Regions from separate parts of the Homo sapiens genome. Here regions 1, 2, 3, 4, 5 and 7 are each linked to region 6. Evidence: chromatin loops called from intact Hi-C (ENCODE). Cell type or tissue: HCT116. All regions are shown on one strand.

The links. Hi-C counts contacts between places; a loop is a spot of excess contacts. Peaks named below come from ENCODE experiments on the same cell type or tissue, not always from the same donor. Only the 100,000 strongest peaks of a DNase experiment are listed, where the experiment ranks them.
Region 1: it touches region 6 in a loop (6-fold over the local background); 4 of 110 quality-filtered maps call a loop at or near these places.
Region 2: it touches region 6 in a loop (11-fold over the local background); 10 of 110 quality-filtered maps call a loop at or near these places.
Region 3: it touches region 6 in a loop (11-fold over the local background); 7 of 110 quality-filtered maps call a loop at or near these places.
Region 4: a loop joins it to region 6, with 9 times the contacts of the local background. A loop is called at or near these places in 26 of 110 quality-filtered maps.
Region 5: a loop joins it to region 6, with 15 times the contacts of the local background. A loop is called at or near these places in 7 of 110 quality-filtered maps.
Region 7: a loop joins it to region 6, with 19 times the contacts of the local background. A loop is called at or near these places in 46 of 110 quality-filtered maps.

Annotation. Positions count from the first base shown.
Region 1 is chr17:51,459,611-51,463,610 of GRCh38, reverse strand. No RefSeq gene overlaps it. Among named protein-coding and RNA genes, the nearest start is that of LINC02073, 26 kb to the right of the region's middle. In HCT116, a CTCF peak has its summit at 1,911 (motif pointing left); a DNase peak (open chromatin) is centred at 1,860.
Region 2 is chr17:51,763,045-51,767,044 of GRCh38, reverse strand. The region is part of intron 3 of CA10 (carbonic anhydrase 10); the gene reads left to right. Among named protein-coding and RNA genes, the nearest start is that of LINC02073, 330 kb to the right of the region's middle. In HCT116, a CTCF peak has its summit at 2,490 (motif pointing left); a DNase peak (open chromatin) is centred at 2,474.
Region 3 is chr17:51,637,795-51,641,794 of GRCh38, reverse strand. The region is part of intron 6 of CA10 (carbonic anhydrase 10); the gene reads left to right. Among named protein-coding and RNA genes, the nearest start is that of LINC02073, 200 kb to the right of the region's middle. In HCT116, a CTCF peak has its summit at 1,555 (motif pointing right); a DNase peak (open chromatin) is centred at 1,564; H3K27me3 peaks cover 1,509 bases.
Region 4 is chr17:52,104,771-52,108,770 of GRCh38, reverse strand. All of the region lies in intron 1 of CA10 (carbonic anhydrase 10), which reads left to right. Among named protein-coding and RNA genes, the nearest start is that of CA10, 52 kb to the left of the region's middle. In HCT116, a CTCF peak has its summit at 1,927 (motif pointing right); a DNase peak (open chromatin) is centred at 1,900.
Region 5 is chr17:51,732,263-51,736,262 of GRCh38, reverse strand. The region is part of intron 4 of CA10 (carbonic anhydrase 10); the gene reads left to right. Among named protein-coding and RNA genes, the nearest start is that of LINC02073, 300 kb to the right of the region's middle. In HCT116, CTCF peaks have their summits at 1,605 (motif pointing right) and 3,156; a DNase peak (open chromatin) is centred at 1,602; H3K27me3 peaks cover 245 bases.
Region 6 is chr17:51,369,708-51,373,707 of GRCh38, reverse strand. No RefSeq gene overlaps it. Among named protein-coding and RNA genes, the nearest start is that of LINC02072, 35 kb to the right of the region's middle. In HCT116, a CTCF peak has its summit at 1,888 (motif pointing left); DNase peaks (open chromatin) are centred at 907 and 1,867; H3K4me3 peaks cover 1,603 bases; H3K27ac peaks cover 1,059 bases.
Region 7 is chr17:51,538,549-51,542,548 of GRCh38, reverse strand. No RefSeq gene overlaps it. Among named protein-coding and RNA genes, the nearest start is that of LINC02073, 110 kb to the right of the region's middle. In HCT116, a CTCF peak has its summit at 2,193 (motif pointing right); a DNase peak (open chromatin) is centred at 2,138.

The DNA.
Region 1 (4,000 bases), 90 kb before region 6:
TGTTCCCCAGTAATACAGTTGGGCAGGACGCTCATGGCATTCTGCCTAAGAGCTATTGCAGCTGAAAGCTATCGGGAAAGCATCAAGAGGCCCTGCCATTAGCGTCTCTGAGCAGCTGCAATGGGAGTCCTCTGAAAGCAAATTTGCACAAAAACTATGGTATGCTAATTAAAATGGAATTCTGTGTGGACATTTCACTTGAGGATTAGTTAAATGCAATTCGCATCTGGGGCAGAAAGGGGACTTCGGGAAAGAGGATGAGCTGGGGACATTGTTGGGTGGAACGGAAGAGTTAGGCTTTAGTTACAGTGCTTAAGGGAGCTGACTCTGCAGTCTCCTTGGGAGCTCTGTTATAGTGAGACAAAATCCACAAAGCAGGCTGGGTGAACCCAGGCCATAGGATAGATTTAGTGGGTTCTTGAGCTTACACCATCTTTCTTTCTACTTCTTGTCTTGCTTGCCACCATTAGGAACATAATATAATAAAAGCAGATTGATCAATGGCATGTTCACTTTTAGCCAGACGGCAATATGAGACCTCAAATTACATGTTTCTGAAAAATTCCTACAATGAAGCTTTTAAAAGCGAGGCGGGGAGGGGAGGGCGTGGAAGAAGGTGAGTTCCAAACTGCCAGGTACAGTGGACAACAGGCCAGGAGAGAAAAATCCCTGGAGGGCATGTGTGAATTGGGAGAACTTATTTTTCTTCCCTCTGCCCTAAGGCAAGATAAAAAGGCCTGGAAATAGGAGATGAGATGGTGGAAGGTAAAGCAATGTAGGGAGGGCATAGTAGCTCAAGGTCCTCCAAGTAACAAGGAAAAAACAGGGAAAGTGAAAGAAAAATATGAGAGAATCCTCTGGAAATTTAGGTGTATCTGTAAATGTGTGGACTAACATGCTATTTCTTTTTCTTAAGAGTCAGGCCAGCCCAGGTTGGAACGCAGTGGTGCGATGATACCTCACTGCAGCCTTGAACTCCTGGACTCAAGCAATCCTCCCCACTCAGCTTCCCAAGTAACCGGGACTACATGCATGAGCCACTGCACCAAGCTCCCTACTGTGCTCTTTCTTGATTAACATTAGAAATTGAGAGTCCTACCAATGCCATGCATAGTACAAGACATGGGCAGGACAATAAAGAGATGGCAGCAAGCATTTCCAGACAAGAGAGGGCAGAAGCCCCCCTAGCAGCTTGCACCTGACACAGAGAAGACCCAGAAGGTATCCGTGCTCAGTGGAGAGGGAGATACACGGAAGGCGACAGTCTTGGTGGGCATGCTTGACCAGGCATTTCTATGGCAAGCAGCAAAGTGACCCTGGAGTGGAAGACTTGAAGGCCAGCCTGCCCTAGCCCAAGAGGATCCCAGCTACAGCCAGAATCAAGCCCGAAGTTCCCCTAAAGAGATTGCTAGTGTATCCGGTGCGGTCCAGTCAGGAGACAGAAACCACGCCAGTTATTTGAACAAGAAAGAATGTAAAGAACTGCTCACTAGGTAACTGGAAATGCCAAAAGAGAATTCTAGGGTATCATGGAAGTAGCGACTGAGGGAAGAGCCCCTAATCCCTTAAGGCTGGGGGAATAAAGGAGAGAGATTGTAATTATTAACAGTTGAAGCTCGAATCAGGAGGTGTTCCATGGAGGTGAAACTCAGATCCGTGAGGGCGGGATGCCAGCCAGTTGGTGCCGGTGTCTCTAGGGATACAGGAGACAGCTGGTTCTGTGGTGCTGGAAAAACTGCACAGTAGATTCAGCGGCTGCTACAGAGAGGCACTGCTGCCGCCAGGGTGAATCGCTATAGTGATGCTCAGAGACAGACCGGAAGCCCGCGGGAAGGCAGCCATCCCTTCTCCCAGCTCCAGCCTGGCAGTCTCTCTCTCTCTCTCTAGCACCACCTACTGGCAGAGCCTAACAGGGCCAGCCGGCAAACAAGAAAACTGTTCACAGTCCCAGCCCCAAGATCCCAAGTATACAGTATGGATGTGGGGGTTTAGATCCAAGAAACAATAGCTTGGCAGTAGCAATACCTGGCACAAATGGTCAGTCCCTATGAGGGACCAGACTGTATATGCAAACAACAGTGAACAACCACCAATCTTCCTCTAGTATTTTAGGATTAAAGGGGATTCTCTTCTTTCTGTGCCCTGTCCCTCCCTCATAACATGGTTTTGAACCATGAGATCCAAGGGTTCCCCAACTTACTTTGCTATTGGTCACCATCTAGAACTCTGGAACTCCTTAGGTGCAATGCTGCTGCCCTACTACAAGACTGACCTCAAGAAGAGCGTGGTGTAAGCAAGACCTAATGTCACTTTAAGTCTGTCCACACCTTCATGTCAATTCTTTATGGCACCACCAGTACAACTTTATGGAAGGTTTAGGCATTACCAAGGAAAATTATCATGCAGAACGGTATACAGCTCAAAACTGAATATTAGATATTAGTGTTGATAAAGTTTATCAGATAGTCTGTCTTTATGGACTCTGTCCTTAAGGCTTGATCTGCCATCATATTCGTATGCTCTGTTTTCCTATTCTCTCACTTCTTTGAGTTCCAGGCCCCAAATCCACAAGGGCTAGCTGAAAAGTCCTGCTGATTTGTTATCTACAGCAAATTCAAGTCCATTGTCTCAACTTCTCAAATCCAGAATTAGCCTTGAGTCTCTCTTTTCATAAGCAAACATCCATTATCAGGCTTTCTTAAATAAAACAATATTTTTCCCTTAAGGAAAATTATACTACTCCCCTAAAATACATGAACAACTGATGTTAATATTTTTATGATTCTTCTTTCTTTCTTCTCAATAGTTGTCCTGGAGTAGACCCTCCTGACATATCGTGTCTCAGAGTCACTTGAATCCTCTGAATTAAACAGATTGGACAGATCATAAGCTAATCATATCTGCCTGTGGAGCTTCCATTTCCTCCTCAGCAAAATAAGAAGGTTGGATCAGATCTAATCCAAGATCTCTTCCAACAATATGATGTCATGAATTCATTACTGAATTATGAAATTGATTGGTTCTTCTTTAGCTTTGGCTTTCTAACAGCTACCACAATACTTGATCCATAGTAGATGCTCAATAAACATGCATCAAATGAATAAATGAATGAAAGAATCATGGCCGTAATTTTGTAGTTTTTTTAACATCTACAAGGGAAGGAGAAATCCAGTTGTGAGTCCCATGTGTATGTGATGAGCTGCAATTGGTCAATGAGCAAAAAGACACATTAATGATTTAAAAAAGGAAAAGTATATAATTATATCAATAGGCATGTCAAAAGTAAAATATTTTATAAGCTCCAATTAATCAATTCATTTGCTCTTTCAATAAATAATTTACTCATGGCCTACAGGCACTAATCTAGCCACTGGGGACAAAAGAGATAAAAACCCATGTCCTCATGGAATTCATTACATTCAAAATTACAACTTTTTTACAATCTAGGAACAGAAGAAAACTTTCTTAACCTGATAAAGGATTTTTTTAACCAAAAACCTGCAACAAACATTATAGCTGCTACCAAAACTTTAGAAGTACGCATATTGAAGTCAAGAATTAGTTGCTCACTGTCACCTTTTTTATTCAACATTGTAAAGCAGGCCCTAATCAATGAATTTACATAATAAAAATAAATAAAATGCATAAGAATTCGAAATAAAGACTTGCAGATTGCTGACATAGAAAATTCAAGATATCTAAAAATTATAAGAATAAGAGAATTCATCAGGATTGCCAATTGCAAAAACAAAATTTTAAAATCAGTGGAGTTCCTTTATACCAATAATAATTAGTAAGAAATTATAATAGGAAAAAAGTACCCCTTGTTGCAGCATTCTATATACCTCTGAATAAATAAGATGTGTAAGAACTTTATAATGAAATTACAGAACATTATTGGAAATTCTAAAGAACACCTAAAGACAGAGATATGCCATGTTCATAAATAGGAAGACTCAATTCCACATAGATTGTTTTTTCCAAAGCAATCCGTAAGTTT
Region 2 (4,000 bases), 390 kb before region 6:
AGGTAAAAGTCAACAGTTAGAGATTTTTTAAATAGCAACTGATCTCTACCAAGGCACCTCCCAAGACTTCTGGACAATGAGTTTTATTGCAAGGATGGAGCAAGCTAACGGGCATTGCCAGTCATTGCCTATCGAGGACCTCTGGCAGGATGTTGAACTTAGCACAATCCACTTCTCACCTTAAGTAAACACTTCCTAATTAACATATTATAATTTTGAGCTCTCTGATTCATGGAAAATTTTTCTTTTCACAATTATTTTCCCAAGTTACTTGAGTTAACAGCAACCTTACTTTCCTGACTAAAGTCCATTTTAGATAAGAATTGCTTCAAGGGAAAGAATCCTGATTCTGTTTATAACTTATTTTTTCTTATCTTTGGTGTTGGAGAAATAAAAATAAGCAAAAATAAGCAAACTGACATATTCATTTATCTCCCCACTTCCCTGCAAATAGATAGATTGCCCAGCAAATTAAATGTCAGCTAAGGAAACCACAGCTCAGAGAAGTTAAGCAACCTGCCCAACACCATGAAGCTAAGAGCAAAGGAGCCAGAACTTGAACCTGACCCCAGGAGCTGTCCTTTCTCCTACTATGTTGCCTGTCCACTCCACTGGAATCAAGTTGAAAAATGCTAGTGAAACCAGTATTTCCCACCTGGTTCTCCCTGCCAGATCAGAGCCTTCCAGCATGGTTAGATAGCATGCTGGAGCTTCATCAGCTCTCACATGGAGACTTGTGGAATTCATTTTCATCCACTTCTAACTTTAAAACCAAATAAGTACCTTATTTTGGGGTGCAGATTATAGAATCAAGCAATTCCAGCAAGCCTGAACATGGAGTCCTTGCTCTTAGAGGGTCTACCTTGAGCTGGAGCCTTTTAAAGAGATATCATTGGCTAGGGCTGCCTTTGGCTCCACCACCAAGTGCCTGGTTTTTTCTCATACCTCGTAGGCAACCCTGAATTAGGATGAGTTTACAGCACCATTGCTTACTTCCGAGCATTCCTGAACCCTTTTGCTGCCCGGCATTCCTGTTTTTGAATTGCATCTGTTTGTTTCACCTTCAGGACCACCTGCTTTCTCAGGCTGGATTTCACACTTGGCACTGCTTACCTCGTAGTGATCTCAGCTTCTCTCTTCAGCTGTAATTTACTCTTGGCTCTCAGACTACTTACCCCTGACTCTTCCAGATATCCATCTGTCTGTCTGGTCAGAGCCATCTCAGCCCTCCAGACTCTCCCTGGTACCTTCTAGTTCTTGACATTTCTGCTGGATTGTCTATACCCAACCCCCCCTAAACACATGCATGCACACACACATACACACACACACACACACACACACACACACACAGGGAGCTGCCTGCCTTGCAAGCTCTCATTAGCATTAAATGCCAAGTTTCAGGAATAACCAGCCTTCTTGGTTACAACTAAAATGGAGATCGCTGCATTAATGCAGTAATGGAAATATAATGAAGGAATTTATTGTCCCTGAAAGACAATATCTGCCACACAAACCCCATGGGATATCTCCAGACAGTAAGTACAGCTCCACGCCTCTAATTCTCTGGCCCATAATTATCTTGGGAAGACGGTGACCCTGCAGTTCTCTCTATTAAGAGTATATTTCCTTACAAAATGAACTGTGCTGTATTGAATTGCATCATTTTGATCACTAGAAATTGACATATTGGGCTCATTAGCCAGGAAGTTGGATAGTTAATTTATGAGGTTTCTCGGAGCCTGTCCCAGACCACTCATTGAGGGAGCTAAACAGCCCACGATGAGATAGAAGAAAGTTACTCCAGCAGAGTGGCTTTATTTTTCTCTCATTACAGAGATAATGAACAGAAAACTTCTCTGGTACAGATATTGCTTCCCACCCCTTCTCCCCCCAACCCCAAAATGATTTTGCTTTATTGCAACCAGATACCATTTGATGGGTGAACAGTCTTATTCTGCTCATTAGCACCATTTTTCATTTAAAATCTTCAACTGCTGAGATAAAAAGATGATCTAAGTCTTTGCCTTTATCTTTAATATTTAAAACTGTTCACACAACCTTTTAAAAATCAAATATTGATGCTGCTACCTGTTGTTCTTCAAAGTGGAGCAGTTATATTGCAGGCCCTTCACAGTAAGCCTGCCTTTATTAGAAATGAGAATGGGGATGTTAAGGAGACGTTTATTTCCCTCTCTGTGGCCTCTGCCCCCATCCCTATAGGTGGAGAGCTAGGAAGAGCATTTGGTTCTTAATCAAGAAATGTGCTGAGGCAGCCACTTGAAAGCACCTAGTGGGCAGGCTGGCAAGAAATACGGAGATGCTAGGAGCATCCTCAGGGTCGATTCTGCAGAATGGTACTGGGCCCTTGGAGTCATGTAGCCTCCTAGGCTCTCAGCCATAGGCCAGCTTCCTACAACCTCTGCAACCTAGATTCTTGGGGAACCGCAGTTGTGGGCAATGGGATGGTTCCACACTGCCCTCTAGTGACTAGGTTCAGAAGCTACATGTATCACACAGTCCATTGCATTCAGCAATTCAAGGAGGACCTGCCCTGTCCTGTGTCAGGGACTGGGGATATGGAGGTGAAGGAGACACATAGCCTTTTCTCCAAGGATTTCTCATAGTGGGACATGGGGGCAGATAATTACAAAGCTATGTTTATGTGTTATTACGCTTAAGTTAAGGAAGTCATAGGAACTCAGGGAAGCATCATCACCAAGCCTGTGGGGTTTCAAAGGACTTTGAGGAGGTGGTCTTGACAAATGAGAAGGGGCTTTGCAAGCCTAGGAAAAGGAGATGCAGCTCAGAGCCTGATTGTGAAGGGCCTGTTGTGCCACTACAAGATTGTTGGCATGAGCAGTCAGGAGACAATGATAAGAGTTTCATAGAGATACTGTGTATCATCCATTTAAGATGCACATTTTTTTCATGTTTCAACATCTCTTTAGGAGGCCTCCTACAAACAATGGCATATTTTATTTTATTTTATTTTATTTGTAGAGTTTTTTTTTTTTTACTTTCATGGTGGTTCATAAAATCAGGATATATTTCACAACCTATGGCATATTTCAGGAAATATGGTAAAATAAGGGCTTAAGTTGGGCCATGTCTGGGGGACAGAGAGGAGGGGTCAGAATAAGATGAGGGATAGAATAAGATACATTAGCAGAGACAGAGAGAATGGGCAGATTACAGAGGGTTTTTAGGAGGTGGAATTTCTTTAAATTGTTGAATGAGTGTATGTCAGAGGTGAAGAAGGAGAAGAAGGAAAGGTTACTCTGCTAAGTGTGTGTGTGTATATAAGCAACTGAAAGGAACTCATGAAAATAAGTTTTGCTGTGAGCATTTAAGTTCATTGACAGTAAAAGAGGTAGGGGGATTGCATAGCAGAAATGCACCATGAAATCACCTCATCGAGTGGAAATCTGAGAGGCTTTTCAGTGGACTAGAATGGTGAATGTGGGACGGAAAGGGTGTTAAAATGGGTCAGATGATTTCATTTGGACCCTCTGGGTTTATGATTGTCTTCTGTGTATAGAAAACAGGAGCACAGAATTGCATTTAATTGTCTCTAATTCATCTGGTGAACATGCTTTCCTGATATTAGCTGGATCAATTGTACAAATAACTTCAGAACCACTCAATACTTTTGTCATGGATGAGATGGAAGGTTCCATTTGCTTTCCCGTGCTGGATAACCAGAGAGCTGATTTTAGGGTCATTAGATGGCAATAAAGACTCCCCACCCCCACAGCACATGCTCCACCGACTTCCCTCAGTAGGCATTTCACTATATTAAAGACGCAAACTGGCTGATGTAACCATTGCTTTGAAGCCATGAAATGGAATGTCAGTTGCAGAAAGTGAGCCACATATTTCTGAGATATTGATTATTGCAATATAAATCTTCTCACCCCTAAGGTAAAATCCTAGCTGGTGCTGTGAGCTACTTGATAATCATGACATTGGGCTTTTCTTGGGTTTTGATTTTTATGTT
Region 3 (4,000 bases), 270 kb before region 6:
AAAAAAAAGTTCAGACTGAGGGAAAGTTTCCCCCGACTCCCCCAAGTGGTCCTAGGCATTTTATCATAGTGTACGTCTCCTACAAAAAGAAAAAGTCAGCTTGGGAGTTGTAACCACGACTAAGAACTCAGTATAAGATAAATCACAGGTTCATCAAGAACATGTCAAAAAACCAAAGGTTCAGCTGTCAACTTCTGCAGTCATTTGAAATAATAAAATTGGGTGATAAAATACACACATATATTCTACACTTATTGATTATTCAAGATCCAAGGGGTCCTCCTTTACTATAAAGATACAGCCAACACATACAAAATTACAACACTCTCATATAAAAATTTGACCTACCTAAGATAAATTTGGCTAACAAGCTTGCTTATGTTGAAAGATGGTTTCGGATCCATAGAATGTTTAATACCTGAAGATGCAATTTTCCAGGACTGTTTGGTATCCTCAAGTAAGAGGTTACATTCTTTTCCATGAAGGAAGAATGAGTTGCTGGCAAAGCTACCACTAGAACTCAGACTTGAATTAAGACTCTTGACTTGACATCTAGGATTTGCCCTTTATAAGCTATTTTCTCATATGACAGGTAAGTAGGTGATAGAGATATGAGAGAGAGAGAGAGGAGAGAGAGAGAGAGCTGAGAGAGAGAGAGAGAGAAAGAGGGGATAGGTAGAGAAACCTCTCTGCAAAACTATTCATGAAACTTTATTTGAACATCTGTCCTCACTTCCACCAATAAACATCCTTAAAGCAAGCAGAGACATGCATGAACACTCCCCCACTGGCCTCTGAGCTTCACCCCAAATTTGCATCTTTGTTCACAAACAACTCTGACCTCCTCTAGATCTTTGCCATCCTTACTCATGAATAGAGCCTTGGAAGTTTAGAGAGGAGAATCTCCCTTCTGGTATATTGGTCCTCAGTCTACTTTCTGTCTATAATGCCCAGACGATAACGCTGACAAGAACCAAACAATGGTTTTCTGCTGGATGCTGCAAGGACAAGATAGTTTGTGACTAAAAGCTAGTTCCTGGCCTAGTTAGCCCTGAAAACACCCCAGTGTGCCTTGACATTAGGGCTGAAAACTTCTGTTTTACTCATGTTCTTTTCTTGGGTCCCTCTGCTTCTGTCCTATCAAACATACAAAGCAAGCTTCAACAGAGAGAAAAGAAGATGCAGAAAGTTAGCCAGTGGCTTTCAAATCCCAATACCTAAAAGATAGACACTGATTTAATGGCAGCCTCTGAGGCAGCATGATGAGTCATGAAAACAAACATTACACGTTAAATGCGCACTGACTCAGCAATGTAAATATGAAGGTAGAGGAGTCTTTGGTATGGAAACATGGTAATAGCATATGGAGATGGAAACAGGGCAGGCAATCTCACCCTGATGTCTTAGGGTGTGAGACATAGGGGGGAGATGGTAGGCAGCATGTATTTAAGCTAAGGATGCTGACTGGAGCCTCAGAGATGCTTCCCCTCATCTGATAAATGATGTCGTCTCTTCCTCCCTTGCTTTTGCCCAACACTGCCAGCAGGTAGAGCTGCTGAGCAGAAACCATTTCATTTGTTCATTCGAGCAGTGTTTACTAAACACCCAGTATGTGGTGGACTCATGCTGGCATTTGGGGGCTTAGAGATACAAGATGCAAACCCTTCCCCTGAAGGCTCACAGCTTAGCAGGGACAGTCAAATAGGCAAATAATGATTGACAAGCTAATTCAGTAAATACAGCAAAAAAGGAGGGCACTGGCCCAGCTGGGGAAGCCAGGGAGTCCTTGAGGAGAGGAGCAGTAGTTATTCCAGGGCAGGGTAGGAGGATGTGACAAACCTGGACCACACCTTATGCTAGGTGCTTGAAAAGCATGATCCTGTTTATTCCTCAAACAACCCCGTGAGCAAAGTACTCCAACCATCTGCTTATTGCAAATGTAGAAACTGAGGCTCAGAGGGTTACCTGTGGGTCCAAGGACACACGGAGAGTGAGCAGCAAAGTCAGCACTCCAACTGCGATGTGAGTCTAAAACTCACACTCTCCACTCTGGGTCTTTCCAAGTTCTGCTGTGTGAGGATATAAAAAGGGCAAAAGGTAGAGTATAAGTATTAACAAGATTTGCAGAAGGAACACAGTGGGGAGTGAAAATGTCAGGAGAGCAGAAGCTGCCTATGTCCTCTGATGACTGTTGCATCTTGGAGAGGGAGTGGACAAAGAGGGATCTCCTGGCAGGACCTCAGTGGATGGAGTCTGGGGTATCAGCACTACGGTGTTTTGGAAACCTGCTGTGTGTGATAAATCCCTGAGCATAACCTTTGACTCTTGCTCCTAGCCTACACTATACCTCGGCCCCCAATCTTTTCCACAAATATAGCTGCAGCACAAAGGCTGGTTACAGTCTCAAAGAAACAAAACATGTTCCTTTTCTTTACTCCAGTCATGCCTGGAATGCCTCTCTTTCTACTTCCCCCTTCACTCCTCCCCACCGCCCCGAATAAAATAAAATGCAATAATAACAGCATGCTAGAGTACCCAATGTGTTCCTCGTGCAAGCTTGGTTAAACAAATCACATTGACCTTTAACAAAAATGTGCTGAATGCTTCCTTCTCTTATTCAATATGTTAATCTTCAGGCCAAACCACCATCAGAGCAAGCCTCATTAAGTGCAAATGTGATCATGCTACTCCTTGGCTTCAATCCCTTCGGTGGTTCCGCATTGCCTCCGGATGAAGTCCAAACTCCCAGTAGTGCTGGGAAGACCTTCTGGTGTGGTCTGTGCTGACCCCACCAGCCACATTTCTCACAGCAGCCCTCCCTCCCCTTCCATCTCCACATCGCCCTGCACCTCACACTCCATCTGTCCCCAAGTACACACCACTCCTTCCTTGACTCTTTTTCTAGCATTGCTCTGTCTACAGTGGCCTTGACACCCTACCCGATTCCCAGCTACAAACTGATCACCTCCTGCTGTTAAAGATGCAGTTCAAGTCAACTCCTCGATTCATTCCTTCCTGAGTACCCCGCACCCTCGCCCCAGACAGAACTCACAGCCTCTCTCTGGGCCCAATGCAGATTTATGTCATTGTCTCTGTCATGCCTTCTGCATTCACTTAATTATTTCCTACTCATCTATACCTGGCTTAGTGCCTGACACATCTTAGGGACTTAAGAGGCAGTCAGAGACAAATGCTGATATCCAATGTTAACTTATTGGGTTGGCCCCTGATGTAACCCCCAAGGTCCCTCACGTCGTGTGTGCCCTGGGCACTGTGGCTTTGTTATGGAAGCATCTGCCCAAACAGGCCATAGTGCAGACCCAGGCTGGCCATATTCCAATCACTGTGTCTCTCTCGAGCATGTCCTCGTTCCTTGGTGTTTTGACGGAAAGGTAGAAACATTTAAATGAAAAGTGAAAGAAAGTCCTTCCTCCTAGGGTTGGTCTCCAAATCCAGCTTGGTGAAGCTATCTTCCTCAGAGACTTTGGTGGATGGAACCCTGGAGGGGTTCCCTTACCCCATCAAGGGAGTAGGAGGCCAGGAAGGGCAGCTTTGAATGGAGTAGGCAAATTGTGATTGTATTTATATCATTCCAAACGATTGGCTCCATTGATTTGTTCACAATTTAATTGACAAAGCAACACTGAAATTCAAGTTCCCTTGGCAAAGGTAACTCTTTCTTATTGGAGAAGGCTGAACGAGCAATTTCTAGAGGAAGAAATGGAGGAGAGGGCATCTTTGCCAAGGAAAATAAATTAGCAGCATTAATCAGTAGGTAAGTACAGGCAGGTCAAGGTGCACTTATTACTGTGACATTATAGCCTACTTATTTTTATTTTGCCATTTGTTATCTATCTCTCCAACTAGAATAAGGTCAAGGACTGCATCTATCTTGTTAATTGCTCTGTCCCCAGAGCTTAACACTGTGCCTAGCACAAAGAGGTTCTAGTGAATAATCGTTGAATGAAAAAATGACCTTGGTCTGGAGGTCGGAAGAGCT
Region 4 (4,000 bases), 740 kb before region 6:
CCCACTCTTCCCCCGAAGTCCTCAAATCTCATTGCATCATTCTTTTTTTTTTTTTTTTTTTTTTTTTTTTTGAGACGGAGTCTCCCCCTGTCACCCAGGCTGGAGTGCAATGGCTCAATCTTTGCTCACTGCAACCTCCACCTCCCAGGTTCAAGCGATTCTCCTGCCTCAGCATCCTAAGTAACTGGGATTACAGGCACACACCACCACGCCCAGCTAATTTTTTTTGTATTTTTAGTAGAGACGGGGTTTCAGCATGTTGGTCAGGCTGGTCTCGAACTCCTGACCTCGTGATTCGCCTGCCTTGGCCTTCCGAAGTGCTGGGATTACAGGCGTGAGCCACTGCGCCTGGCCCATGGCATCATTCTTATGTCTTTGCATCCTCACAGCTTATTTCCCACATATCAGTGAGGACATACAATGTTTGGTTTTTGATTCCTGAGTTACTTCACTTAGAGTAATAGTCTCCAGTCTCATCCAGGTTATTGCAAGTGCTGTTAATTCATTCCTTTTATGGCTGGGTAGTATTCCATCATATACATATTATATATATATATATATATATATATATATATAAAAAATATATATATAAAAATATATTAAAAATATATATATACACCTAATATTGATTTTTAAAAAGCAAATACAATTATTCATTTCAAAGTGCCTGATAGAATAGTGCCTGGCTTATTCTTATAATAGAATAAGTGCGTGGCTAATTAAATGCAAGGACGTTTTATTTTTAAAAACAAATTCCTTTCTTGAAACTTGGTAAATTTTCCCTAGGCCAGATTATTGCTAAGTCAATCAATTTTACATTGTTGTATGTGGCATTTTCTGCTTTTTCTCATAGTAGAAAAGAAGTTCTTCCAGCATTGCCTTGCTCTGACTTTCTTAAATGCTCTTAATGTTTGTTGCAAGGATGGAGGATTACACTGTGCTCACCCTACCTGAGCAAATGTCTTCTTTGAACTGTGTCTAGGGACTGGGTAATCCACCAAAATGATGGAAGCAAAAGGTTGCCGATCACATTGCAGATCTGCTTTGTGGAGGGAAGTAGAGCAGCTTTTAAAAAATGTTTCTGCTTAGGGACTCAGAGCCAGCTTTTCTCCCTTGGACTTGAAGGGCCTCATCATTTTATTTTCCCCCCCAAATTATAAGAATCTGCAATAAATCTCCATCTAGAATCTGGTGTTGGATTTTTTTCTCTCCTATGTTCTAGATAATAAAAATGTTACAGTTTATTCAAACTGTTCATGTGGAGACAATAGTTTCAGCTACAAGTATGGGGAGCTTTGTGAGGAATAAATCCTATGTTTTCTAGAAAATTGTCATAGGAAAAAAGAAAAAATAACCTTTTAAAGGGGTTTTAAGAGGAATTATCTTTCCGAAAATTCCTCCCTGTCACTTATATGTGCTCGAGGTTAGTATGAATTGAGTCCTAACATATTGGAATTCAAAGGAACCCTGGAGATTTCATACCCTCCTTATTCACTTTATAGCAAGAGTAAAAGGGAATCAGAACTAAATCTCAAATTAGGACTCGATCGCAGGGCACCTGGCTTCTAACATGGGGTGCAGTCCCTACCGCCCCAGCTTGAGAGATTAAAAAGGGGCCTTGTGCCTGTCCTACCTCAACCTTCTCCTTTCATAGATGAGAGGGTAGGCCCATGTGAACTCAGATCTTCTGGCTCCTGGTCATGGTTCTTCTTAAATTATCAAATATATGGAATCGAAAGATCTTTCAGGAAGCAGAATATTCAAAAACAGAGTAGACAATTTGGGGTTTTATATACAGGAGTCTCCCCACCGTACTCATAATTGACCTTGAAAAAGTATGTTTGACTTGAAAAGGCCAATACTTTCTAAAAATAGCTGTAGTTTTTGTAGGATAGGTCAAAAACAGGCATGTACTCCAGCATGTGGCCAGTAGAGGGCGATCAAGTTAATACAATCTGAGCCGTGGGCTTTCAATTAATGCATGGAAGTGAATAAATAAAACAAAGAACCAAGTTAGTCTAAATGTTTTAAAACAAACCCTGTAATCAATATCTGCTAAATGGAGGAAACCAATTTTTCTTTATCTACTGTAGTCATTTACCAAGGAGTATTACAGAGTTGTAGCATAGCCTGTTACAGTTCCTTAATTAAGCCCTAGAAATCCAGGCAGCTTGCTATTCCATCATTGTCAGGGCTCTTGGTGGCCATCAGGTGGAAGACAGGCATGGAACTTGACATGTGTTTTTGTAGCACTTATAGCATTTTCATATTAACAACAACGAAAAGCTATACTCTTCCAGAGTGAAAGAACCTCTTATCAAATGTGATGGGGAGTAGCTCTTAACTCATTTCTCACACCTCCCTTTTCCTCCCTATTCAATTTTCAAGGACTCAGCAATAAACAAATCAGCGGTGGAGGATTCCACCTCCCTGGCTCACTCCACTTCCAGCATAAATCAGTTCTGCTCTTGATTAGAGCCATGGGCGGGTTGCAGCATTTGGAAACGGAATGAATGGCCCCGTGGTCAGGAAGACTTTCACGATCTTGAGTCACAGGCAAAATCAGTGTGGAGGGTGAAGGCAAGTGGAAATTCCCTAGTAATCCATTCGTTTGTGCATTTAGAAAACTTTCCTTAAACCCGTGATGCGGGCCAGCCCCTATAGCAAAATCTAAGAAATAAGCACAAGAAAGATCTTTGGCTTTACTTAGGAGCCAAGCTGGGTATTTTCTTGGACAGGAAATGTATTAAGAATACTCCAGAATTATCAACTTTTATTGAAAATTGACTATTATGTGCAATTATAACAGCTGGCATTTACTGAGCATTTACTATGTACTAGGGCTCTACTAAACACTTTTCATGCAATATTTCATTGAATCCTCATGACTTACTTCTTTTATGCTGTTTATAATCTCCTGATGCACAAAGGTGTTAAGTAGCCCAAAGTCACAGGCCTGGAGATGAGTCACTATGTCTCATATACACACACACATAAAATGCTAATCCACAATAAGGAAGGGCTCAATAAATGCTTTAGCATGTTAATAAGGTATCACTTAGTGGGACTTGCTGTATGTCATACAGTATGCTAACTTATTTCCATCTTACTTAATCCCCATGAACACTTCTGTGGAAGGTACTGTTATTATTGTCATTTTGTAGGTGAAGAAGCGGGTAAGAACCTTGCTCAAAGTAATATGGTAGTGAGTGCAAGAATAAGGATTTGAGGCCAGGTGTGGTGGCTCACGCACTTTGGGAGGCCAGGGCGGGCAGATCACGAGGTCAGGAGATTGAGACCATCCTGGCTAACACGGTGAAACCCCCTCTCTACTAAAAAATACAAAAAATTAGCCGGGTGTGGTGGCAGGCGCCTGTAGTCCCAGCTATTCGGGAAGCTGAGGCAGGACAATTGTGTGAACCCGGGAGGCGGAGCTTGCACTGAGCCGAGATTGTGCCACTGCACTCCAGCCTGGGCGACAGAGCCAAGACTCCATTTCAAAAAAAAAAAACAAAAAAACATGAGGATTTGAACCTGGGTCTGATTTCAGAGCTGGAGAGTTTAATAGGAAGCCAGTGGGTTTTGAAGCTTTAATGCATGTAGGAATCATCTGGGAGCTTGAATACAGATTCCCTGAGCCCGGGCCAGTGATTGGACCCTAATCATCTTACAAATCACCTGAGAAGCTTTTTAAAATTACCCATGTTGCCCTACCCCAGCCTAATGGAACCAGAATCCCTGGAAGCTGAGCGTCTAGACTTCAGGTGAGTCTAAAGTGCAGCTAGGCTGATCTTTCATCAGTCTGGGTGGCTCTCAGGAACCCCTTATTTTTTTGTAAGTACTCCAGCAAGAAAAGTTGCCTAAGCTCTACTGTTAATTAATCTAAGCTTTATCTAACCTACTGGGAGAAAAGAAATGGTTGTCATCCGTGCAGCAAATGATGAATCGACGGAAAGCCCTAGCAGGGCCAAGACTAGCGAGAGGCACCCAGGGCCCACAA
Region 5 (4,000 bases), 360 kb before region 6:
GCAGCTGTTAATTGTGGAAGTGAAAATTGATGGAATTATTCATTCCTGTGTTTGAATCCTGGCTCTATCAGCTGTGACCCTAGGCAATTTATTCAACCTCCTTGTGCCCCAATTTCCTCATTAATGGGACAAATATGAGTGATGTCCATTCTACAGGGTGGTTTCCCCCAGTTTTGTTGAGGTATGGTTTGCATACAAAAAAAATTTAAGAATTTAAACTGTACAATATGATGCTTTTTCACAAATACATAGTTGTGTAACCATGACCAAAATGGTCTAGAACGCTTCCATCAACCCAAAAAGTTTCTGTGTTCTTCTGTAGTCCTTCCCTCCTACCCTAGCCCCGGCAATCACTGATTTGCAATCACTAGAGTTTTGCCTTTCCTGGATTTCAATCCGTGGACTTATACAGTATATAGTCTTTTTTTTTTTACTTTGTTTTTTAAGTTATACAGTAGAATTAACTTTTTTATTTTGGCATAAAGTTCTCTGAAGTTTAACAGGTATATAGATTTGGATGACCATCAGCACAATCAGGAGACAGAACAGTTTCACTTTGCAGAGTAGTTTTATGGATTAAGGGGATCAATGTATAAAAAGTGCTCAGAATAGTTGTTTGCACAGAATGAGTGCTCAAAAATGGTTGTTTTTATTAGCAATGACATGCTTCTTCAAGCTGCATCATCTGTGGTTCACATTTTTTTCCAAATAATTTCAACTTTTATTTTAGATTCGGGGTGGGGGGTACATGTTCGTGTTTGTTGCTTGGGTATATCTCGCGATGCTGAGGTTTGGGATACAGATGATCCCATCACCCAGGTACTGAGCATAGTACCCATCAGTCAGTTCTTCAACGCTTGCTTCCCTCTCTCCCTGCCCCTCCAGTAGTCCTCAGTGTCTGTCGGTGCCATTGAGTACCCAACGTTTAGCTCCCACTTATGAGTGAGAACAGGCAGTATTTGATTTTCTGTTCCTACATTAATTCACTTAGGATAATGGCCTCCAGCTGCATCCATGTTACTGCAAAAGACATGATTCTGTTCTTTTTTATGGCTGTGTAATATTCCACATTGCATATATACAGGGTCAGCATTTCTATCCTCCATCCATATCTAACAAGAATCCAGAGTAGCACCCATGCAGAAGGTGAAATTCTTAAAAATTACATGAGCAGTTGTGAGTTGGTTCCTGAAACCCTTATTCTAAGAAGATGGGTTAAGGGCCCTTCTAATGCTGTTTTCTTATCAGTGTCAAGGCATCCTGCTGTAAGGCTGCCAGGAGAAAAAGCCTCCTCCTTCTTTCCCTTTTGCCTTCCGCCATGGGATGACACAGCATTCCTCCCCTCCAGAGGATGCAGCCTCCACCAGAGAACTGAGCCTGCTGGTGTGTTGATCTTGGACTCCCCATCCTCCAGAACGGTGAAAAATAAATTTCTGCTCTTTATAAATTACCCCATCTCAGATATTCTGATGAATGGACTAAGACATTCACTCAGGCCTGCAGAAGACAGTCAAGCCCCTACTAACCACACTTAATTGTGGAGAAAACCCATCAGCCTGAGGTCCTGCAAGGAATCGCCCTCCCATTCCTGGCCTCCAGGTGGTGCCCTTCCCTGCCCCCAGATGGCAGTTTATTATTGCAAAGAAGACCCGCAAATAGAATATTCCTCATTCCTTGTGAGTTTGAAGCAAAGCCCTGAGCTGTCTAAATAGGATGATCACCTGCCCTGCCTTGCCCGAACAGTCCAGTCTGACACCAGTTAAGTCCTGGTATAACTGTAATATTATAGTACATCCTTTCACCTTCAAAAGTCCTCCAGTTTGCACAATGAATCATATGCTCACCCTACGACTAGGTGACCTTTGGCAAGCCACTTAATCTCTCTAGATCTCTTTTCCTTCATCCAGAAATGAAAGGACTAGAGTAGCTCTTCCAGCACCAAGAGGCCTATGGAAGTAAAATCTTCTTGCACAAGTTTGCCATCACGTATAAACCATTGATTAAGGAGTCATGATGCTATCTTGAGAGTCAGAAACATTGATGTGTAATAAATTATTTGTGTTACATTGGAACCCCCCCCCCCCAACCAAAGATTGAGTACACACTTTGTAACCATCCTCATACCTCCTTTAAGGTAAAATCTTGGGAAATTAAGACATTTGATGAAAAAGTAAAGCTCAGATTGTTCTGCTCACTTGGATCTGCGACCTTTTCTTGTCGCAATATTGAACCTCCTGCTCCTGCCACTACCATACTAGTAGCTTTCACACACACAAACCCCATCACACCTCAGTCATTTTGCACCTCCCAGGTAAAACGCCCCTGTGATTAATAAGGTATTTTACTAGAAACTCTAGGTTCCCCTTGAACCATTTTGCTTTGTAGAATTAATTACAAGTTAAATGATTTCTTTGCATTGAACACCCCTAGGAAGCAACCCCAGGAATTTATCAGCATCATCTACTTAGGTTTTGTTTCAATTCTGGTCTTTAGAGAGCCGAAACAGTAAGAAGATTCTGTCACCTCCAACTCCTCCGTGAATCCTATTGGTGTCGGCATTTAGCCTCCTTTGCCATCAAACAAAAGAGAGAATGTTTCTGCTCCAAAAAGCAGTTGCAAGCTTTGCTTTTAAAACCTCAGGGGCATCCAAACACTCAATCCTACAAAGCTCTAGTGCCGCTTCTGGAGTATTCATTTAGCTTGATTTACATTATTTTAATTTTCTTAGGGGTGTCTTTACTAGCTGGAGGGTGATATTTCCCCCTTAATTAAAGAACAAGTTGATTCCAAAGCACTCAAAACAAGCCCCTTTCAAATCCTGTCTCGCTTGTCACTTTCTCCTGCTGTTCCCTGTCTTCTGAGTGCTTTTCAGCTTCCCAGCCTCCCTGCCTTCTCAAACTGGAAACGAGACGGAACAACAGTGAGGCGAAGCGTGGCTTTCAATGGAGCCAGCCAGCCCTTGGCTTTAATTCATCTAATTCCCTGGAGCGTGTGGCAATTTGGGGAGGACCAGGTAGTGTTATTGCTATCTCATAGAAAAGCTATATTAAGTTAGTAAAATTCAACAAAAATTCATATAACTAAGCCAGGAACTGTGCTACCTTAGGGCTGCACCCAAGAACAAATCCTGCCACTGTCCTCTGGGGGCTCTAGTTCCTGACGGCATCTTAGGTAAAGTGCTTTGGGGGGCAAGTAACAGAAACGCACTCAAATGGGGTTAAACTAAAAGGGGGATTTACTAGAATACCTTTGGGATATGTCATAGAACTCAAGGGTAACTGGACAAATGAAGGAACTGGAAGCCAAAACTGAAACAAGGTTATAAGCCAGGGACTCACTCCTACTCCATTGCCCATCTCTGCATGACGGCCTTATTCTCAATTCTCCCCATGAGCTGTCTTTTTTTTATTTTTTATTTTCTGTGTATATAGAGGGCAGAAATGGTCCCACTTCAGCTCCCAAGTTTATGTTCCTTTGGCGCAAGACCTTCTTGTACTGACTAGCTGTCTGGCTCTTTATCCCAATTCCACATTCTCCAAAGAAGAAATTTGGTTTTCCCCGAGAGGATCTGATGTCCTCTCTGACCCAATCAGCTATCCATGTGGGATGAGGTAGATAAATAGGTCTTGGTTACCTGCCTGTATGGTGGGGAGAACAGTTATCTGGTGAAGGCAGACACTGTCGGTTATGCAGACACCCTAAAAGATGTCTGCCACAGTGGGAAGATAGACAGTTCTATTCAGATCAGCCTGACAAAATTCACAAGCTCAAGTGCTGTTGACACATCCGACTCAAATTAGGGGGATGGAGAAGGCTTTCTGACATAAGCCGGATCTTGAAAGAGAAGCATGAACATAACTGAAATAGGATAAAAGCATCCCAGACAAACAGGAGTGTCACCCATTAATAGAAAGAATAACTATAAGCAATCCATAATGTACACTCAAAGAATTTAGCATCTTGTAATTGAGTGTCACAACAGTCTTCCTCATCACAGGGA
Region 6 (4,000 bases):
GAAATGCTCTCTTGCAGTCTTTTCATATGCATATATGAACTTCTATTTACATAGCTGGCATCATACCATACATTCATGGTTTTCCCTTGTTTTTACTCCAGCTGTTTTTTCATTTGACATCATCCCATTCAACTCAACTTTAGTCAATAAATATTTACCAAATGTCTGCTATAGGCGCCTCACTGTGTGCGGAGCAGTAAACAAGCCTGACACAGTCTCTGCCCTGTGATGCTGTGGTTCAAGGTGGGAGTCAGAGACTGAACCAGGGAGATAAAAAGTGAATTAAATAGTCTCCTACAAAGTCTGCAATATAATTCAATTGTACATTTTGCTTTCGAGGAAATATGTTCTTAGAAATACAGAGAGAATATTTTAAAGGGTTATATTTAAAGTAAATATTTTGTGTATGACTCTAAGTCGTAGAACATTTAAATGAAAATAGGTATTGCCTATTTGAATTTATTTGTGCCTCACGTGAACCCCGAGGCTTCCTGGGATTGCTACTTAACAAAGCACTGTGATGTCTGAAGGGCCAACATGTTCTTCTACCACATGATTTTGGGGTCTGCCTCCAACACTTCTGTGTGACACTTTTGTGTGAATAGACTATAAGTTCTTTAACACGTTATAGATAAACATTTACATTGATTCTAAACATTTACTTTTATAATAACAGAGCAATGAACATCTTTGTGCATGAATATCTGTGTGTGCAAACCTGATTATTTATTTGGGATAAACTCTATCATCCATATAAAGAATGAGTCTGGGACAGAAATTGGCTGGTTATACACAAAACCTACTTCCTCATTCTCCCGGGCACAGGCTAGACTACATTTCCCAGCCTCTTTTGTAGTTAGGGATGGCCACATGACTCATTTCTGGCCAATGGAATGAAGGCGGAAGTGATGTTTCCATCCCCACTGGGCCTGGCTGGAATGCCTCCCGTGTGTGCTCCTCCATGTTCTTTCTACTTCTTGTAAGAATCTGTAGAAGCCACGTGTTGAAAATGGAAGAGTCCCAAGTTGGAAGGAGGTTGGGTGCTTCTATCACCATTTGAGGAAGAATTACCCACTAGCTGATCAGGGATCAGCCATTTTGAACATTACACAAGCAGGAAATGAACTTCTATTGTGGTAAGCCACTGAGATTTTAAGTTTTATCTGTTATAGCCACTAGTGTTAACTAATACAGGAGTCCTGCCTTCACTTCCCCTGCCTGAGTCCAATCCAGGTATGCCCAGCTGGGCATCTCAGGTGGTAGAAATGCCATGGTCCCCACTCAAAGTTTCCTCTCCATTCGTGTATGCACCTATCCACAGGAACCAAGCCCCCAGTCTTTCTCCTGATAGTCTTCCTCCTAGGAATCATCCCAAAAGCTGAGCCTCAGTGGAAGCTGCCCTACCCAGATATCCACCTGGGAAGACCCCAGAGAAAGCCACTGGCTGCCTACCCTGGGATTTGTTTTGTAGCCTCTGCATCTAGAAGACCAGCACCAATTTCTACTCAAGGAACAAAAAGAATCTATACACATCACAGAATAAATAACCCCACAGATTACAAATAACCCATTCTCCAGGCTCACTGGCCTCATTCTATGCCCGGAAACCTCTGTGTCATTTTGTCTCTATGTCTCTTTCATCAGAAAGCAAAATGCACAATGTAGCTCTGTTCTGGGAAGAGCTATGGGTTACTGCAAATGGAAGCGTCTGACTATGACTGCCGGACTGCCTGGAGTTTGGGTCAGCAGGGGATGTCAGCTTTTCAATCCCTCTCTAAAAGCCCCTTCCCCCAACTATGCATTAGGGAGACTTCTCTGTAGCTGGAAGACAGACGCTTAGTGTTCCTTCCTGGAGGCTGCAAGCCCATCCATCCTTGTGCTGTGATTGCCATCTTGTGGCAGAGAGACAACAAGGCAATGGGGGAGGACCCAACCAATGATGAGCCTCCCAAGAGCACCACGAGATGATGGTCAAAATCAGAGTTCCTTTGTCTGCCCCCACCACCCACCACCAAAAAAAAAAAGCGTCCTGCTCTCTGTTTACCATTCCCCAAATCATATGCTTTGGGGATTCTCTGCAACTGGTTTTTTTATTTAGCTATTATAAAAATGATACATGCCCATCATTTACAAATTTAGGCCGGGTGCAGTGGCTCATGCCTGTAATCCCAGCACTTTGGGAGGCCAAGGTGGGCGGATCACAAGGTCAGGAGATCGAGACCATCCTGGCCAAAATGGTGAAACCCCGTCTCTACTAAAATACAAAAAATTAGCCAGGCGTTGTGGCGCGCACATGTAGTCCCAGCTACTCAGGAGGCTGAGGCAGGAGAATCGCTTGAACCCAGGAGGCGGAGGTTGCAGTGAGCTGAGATTGAGCCACTGCACTCCAGCCTGGGCGACAGAGCCAGACTCTGTCTCAAAAAAAAAAAAAAAAAAAATTGAAACATGACTGAAGAATTTAAAGACTAAAGTCAAAAGTCACCCCAAATGCAGCCACTCTGAACTACCAGCATTAGTATACGGGGCAAGTCCCTGCAGCCATCTCTCCATGCCACTGACAAGCAGAGAAGCAGATGGCCCAGTAGCGGTTCAGAGCTTGGGCTCTGGTGCCCGGCTGCCGGGGTTCCTGGTTGGCTTTGCCACTTCCTAATTTGTGACCTTAGGCAAATTCCTTAACCTCCATGTATCTTATGTTCTCACCTTAAAAACAGGGACAACAGTGGCATCTCTTACAGAATGGCTATAGGGACTTCCTCTGCAAACCTCAGAGCACAGTGCCTGGCACTTGGTAAACATTCACATGTCAGCCACTGTTAATGATGGATGGATGAACGGGCAGATAGCGAGATATACTTTTAGGAGAAGGATGTTTAATGTCGCATGTTACCTTCTTTTTTCAGTTTTATTTTTCCCCTTCTTTTCACAGATGGTGATGCATGTTACTTTTTACTTTAAAGAAAAAAGTATGAACTGTGAAAAGAACAGGATAGGGAATCCATAATTGGAGAGGCTAGGAACTGAGTAGCTGAATCCTCCTGGGTCCACAGGTGATTAGCCACATGTCTCCTGACTGGCTCTTCCTCCCCATCTGGTTTCCCCCTGCCACCAGCATGCCACCAGAGATGCTGCCCCTAGCTGTAGCAGTTCCCACTTGAGCTGTTCTCAATCAGGAGGAAAAAGGTGTGCTAATAACCAACCAGGGAGAAACGGAATCAGGAGAGAAAACCCATCCTGCTGCTGGCACAAATCTCTGAGAGCCAGCACCGATGCATTGCTCTGTCCAGGGGCTTCAAGGCCACTGAGGAGGATGAAAGAAATCAGTGACCATTTCTGCAGTTGTGAAAGGCAGCGGGCATACCACACCTCCTCACTGCCTTCATGTACTGCCCACTAACTGTGTATGATGCAGGCCTTCTCCCAGCCCCTAGCAGAACACGGACCTGCCCTGGCTCTGACTCCCCAGAACCCACAGTCAGGTGACTGGACCTCTTTCCACTCCAAACTGTGGGTGAGATGGCCAAGTGATGCAGAGCTGGCCATCACCAGGGCCAGCCTGCTTTCCAGCCCTCTGGCTTCCCCATCCAGGATTTGAAGAGTAAACCCAGAGTTTCCCAAAGCAGTCAAAGGAGCCCTGAGAAGAGTCACAGGGACGGAAGGAAAGTTCCTGCCACATAAGAATGGGGCATAAAAGGCTATGTCCAATTCCCCTTAGGAATCCCATACACCTGTAGGGAAAAAAAGAGGCTGGCAGGCTGGGAATGTGCTCACAGAAACAGCCAGCCTTTGGGAGAATGCCAAGTAGCAAGGGCATGGACACTCCCTCTTGCCCAGGACAGAGGCACACACCCTGGGGCTGCTATTCTCCTTTTGTCCTCCCCTCCCCTCCTGCAGTGAATGGAGGCCTGGACAGGTAAGAACGTCCCACAGAAAGGCATGTCCATGACGAGGCACTGGGAAAGAGAGAACAGCATTCCCAGAAATGTGTCCCAGGATTCTGCCA
Region 7 (4,000 bases), 170 kb before region 6:
GCTATTACTACTACTTTGGCCTTTATTATTACTGTTAATGAGGCATCAATTGCTAAAGGCTTTCTCAGACATGGTTTCATTTGTCCTGCCTCTTCATCCTAAGATACACAGACCACAACACAGAAGAAAAACAATGTAGATAATGCTCATTTGTACACAAGTAACCAAATCCTGGCTGTAGCCTGCAATCTTGTAAAGTTCATTCATAATGCAAAGGTACAATGAATTCCATCCACATCACAGCTTTCCATTTTTCTCTAGCTCATTGCTCGAAGTCACACATTATAAATTGCCTTTTATGTTATCTCTCTATTCCAGTAAACCCTTCCCCTAATCCTTTTGCCCTGCCCAGAGCCCATGCTCCAGGGCTGCCTACAGCAAGCCACCAGCAACTGCTCTTTGTAAAGCTGTCGATTTCTATAAACTACTTTATTAGTGGTCATTATTATTCTGTTTCTAATCACCACTTTAATTAAAGTTTTATCATCCACATTAAAGAGGGTATATGACTCTTAATAGGCTGGATGGTTCTCTCTCAGCCATGAAGCATTCCTGTGAAATCAGCCCAATGGACTCTTGGTTTCAAAGACTTTCTGAAGCCTGACTCTGTTCAGGACACAGGTGTGTGTGTTTATGAGTGAGAACGGGGTGTAATGCATGGAGTTCCCTCCTCAGCAGCCCCTTTGTCTCCCTGGCTCAGGCTCAGAAACCCCCCAACAGCAAGTGCTCAGTGGTCACACAAGAATTATCTAGTCTCAGAATTGAAAGTACCCACCTAACTTGAATAGTCTGTACATTCAAAAGGGGATATTGATCAAGACTTCAAAATTTCCATCAAGTCCACATTTCTTATCATACCCACTTTCGCAAAATCTTCTCCTCTTGCAGGAGTTCCCCGCTTACACTAAGATCTAAATATTAAAGAGAAGCAATTGCTTCCCTGACCAAACCTACACCCAAATAGAATCATTTGCTGATGTATCGGCTCCAACAGTCTCCCTGAACCCCCTCCTCCCATGCTAAACTGAGCTATTTGAGGGGAAGGGCACATCTGAGTTGATTTTGGATCTGCAACATCAAACCCAGTGCCAAGAAAACAATGAGTCTTCAGAGGGTCTAGAGTGACGTCACTGACTCTGTCCAGGAGGCCGAGCCCACAATGGAGGGTAAAATAGAATCAAAATGGGAACTGCCCTTCAGGGCCCTCTCCTTTGTATCTCTCCTAGAGTAAGAGGCAGGAGAATGTGTTCTTTGTAGCATTACTCACAACAGCCAAAGGATGAACACAACCCAGTTTCTGTTGATGGACAAATGGATAAACAAAATGTAGTTATATATGTACAATGCAACATTCAAAAGGAAGGAAACCCTGGCCAGGCATGGGGGCTCACGCCTGTACTCCCAACACTTTGAGAGGCCGAGGCAAGAGGATCACTTGAGGTCAGGAGTTTGAGACCAGCCTGGCCAACATGATGAAACCCCATCTCTACCAAAAATACAAAAATTAGCCAGGTGTTGTGGCGTATGCCTGTAATCCCAGCTACTCAGGAGGCTGAGGCAAAAGAATAACTTGAACCCTGGAGGTAGAAGTTGCGGTGCACAGAGATGGCACCACTGCACTCCAGCCTGGGTGACAGAGCAAGACTACAGCTCAAAAAAAAAAAAAAAAAAAAAAAAAAAGGAAATCCTGTCGTATGCTATAACATGGATTGACCTAAGATATTATGCTAAGTAATGTGAGCTTGTTACAAAAAAGAAATTATATTATTTTACTTATATGAGTTATCTAGAGTAATCAGATTGATAGGAAATAGAATAGTGCTTTACCAAGGGCTGGGAGGAGAGGAAATAAGAAGTTATTGTTTACGGAGCTTCTGTTCATGGAGATGAAAAATTTTTGGAGTTGGATGGTGGTGATAGTTGCACAACAATGTGAATGTCCTTAATGCCACTGAATGTTTAAAAAATGGTTAAAATGGTTAATGTTATGTGTATTTTAATCACAATTTTTCAAGTAGGGAAGTATTCTTGGTTCTCTAGGGGCCAGGAAATACAACATTTTTGCAGTTAGATCTTTTCATCTCCTTCTGGGGTTCCAGGAAGTCTAACCACAAGATGGCACAAGTCACCAATTGCATTCATGCTTTCATCAATGGACACAGAGTGCCTACTGTGTTTTAAGAACTAGGACTACAAAGACAAACTGCACACACTGTGCAAGGGACGTGCTTCCAGGAGGCGGCACCCTACAGCCATCAAACCCTCTGGGGCCCGCATAATGTTGTGTTCCCTTCAATTCCTACCGCACGGAGTCACCCCAGGTTCTTTCAGAGACGAGGAGAATGCCCCTTGCCCAAGGCTCTGTCTTAGGTTGTCACCAGGCCTGATGCCACTCTGCTTCCCAAATCCCATGAGATCCTAGTGCAAACAGTCCCTTTCCCACAAACTGACAGCTCTCTGATTCCAGAAGGCTCAGAGTGGGTCCACGGGGCCACCCTAGAGACAACACCATCTCTCTTCTTCACAGGGCTGGGACTTGCCTTGGGCACAATTTTAAAGGGGTGCCAAAAAACTTCACAATCAAGATAAAGAATATTTTAATGCAACATTTTTTAAAAATCAAAATGAATGCAAAGAATCCCGAGATGAACAAAACATCATAACTTGAAATAAAAATAGGATCAGTGTTACTGAATTGTCCTTTTGCCTCAGGCTTAAAGATGGCTTGGCATGACACTGTTCTTGACCCTTTATTCATTTGAAATGTTGATGTTTTGTTCGTTGTGATATGTTGTATTCATATTTGCATTTCAACTGTTTTTCCACTGCATTACAATATAATTACTGAGTTCTTGGGCACCCCTTTAAGTTTGGGCCTGAGACAAGTGCCTTACTCACCTCACCTCAGTCCAGGCTTTACTTCTCCATTTCATTCCCTCTACCCTCAGCAGCCTGCAGCGACTTAGACCTGCAGCAATGCCTCCCAACAGATAATTAAGGACCCACCTGGTCGTCAAAGAGAGAGCAGTATCAATCATCCCAGGCTCATACCTTTGAGACCAGGGGAGTGGGGGCATCTGTTAGGAACTGAACGTTTGTGTACCTAACCACAACAAATTCATATGTGGACATTCTAACTTTCCATGTAAAAGTACTAGGAGGTGGGGACTTGGGAGGTGTATTAGTCTGTTCTCACACTGCTAATAAAGACATACCTGAGACTGGGTAATTTATAAAGGAAGAGGTTTAATGGACTCACAGTTCCACATGGCTGGGGAGGCCTCACAATCATGGCAGCAGGCCAGAGAACATGTGCAGGGGAACTCCCCTTTATAAAACCAGCAGATCTCATGAGACTTATTCACTGTCACAAGAACAGCATGGGAAAGACCCACCCCCATATTTCAATTATCTCCCACCAGGTCCCTCCCATGGCACGTGGGGATTACGGGAGCTACAATTCAAGATGAGATTTGGGTGGGGACACAGCTAAACTGTATCAAGAGGTGATTAGGTCATGAGAGTGGAGCCCTCATGAACAGGATTAGTGCCCTCATAAGAGCTTTCTTTCTCTCTCCCCCTCTCCCCGACCCTCTCTCCCTCTCCCTCATGTCTACCCCACCCCATGTGAAAATACAATGAGAAGGCAGCCATGTGCAACCTAGAAGAGGAAGCTCATCAGAATTACACCATGCTGGCACCCTGATCTTGGACTTCCAGCCTCCAGAGCTGTAAGAAGTAAATTTCTGTTTTTTATAAGCCACCCAGTCTATGGTGCTTTGCTGCAGCAGCCTGAACTGGCAAAAACAGTCTCTCTCCCTATGCTCCTGCCCATCTCTCCCACCAGCCTGCAAGCACTTACAGAAAGGCTCTGTGCTGCTTCCTTGGTGTCTGTATCCTGGGCCCCTAGCACAGCACCTACAATAGGGCAGGGTCTCAAGCAGTGTTGCCAAACTCACTTTAATCCCTCTAAGAGTCCCTGCGAGAAATATAAACAAGT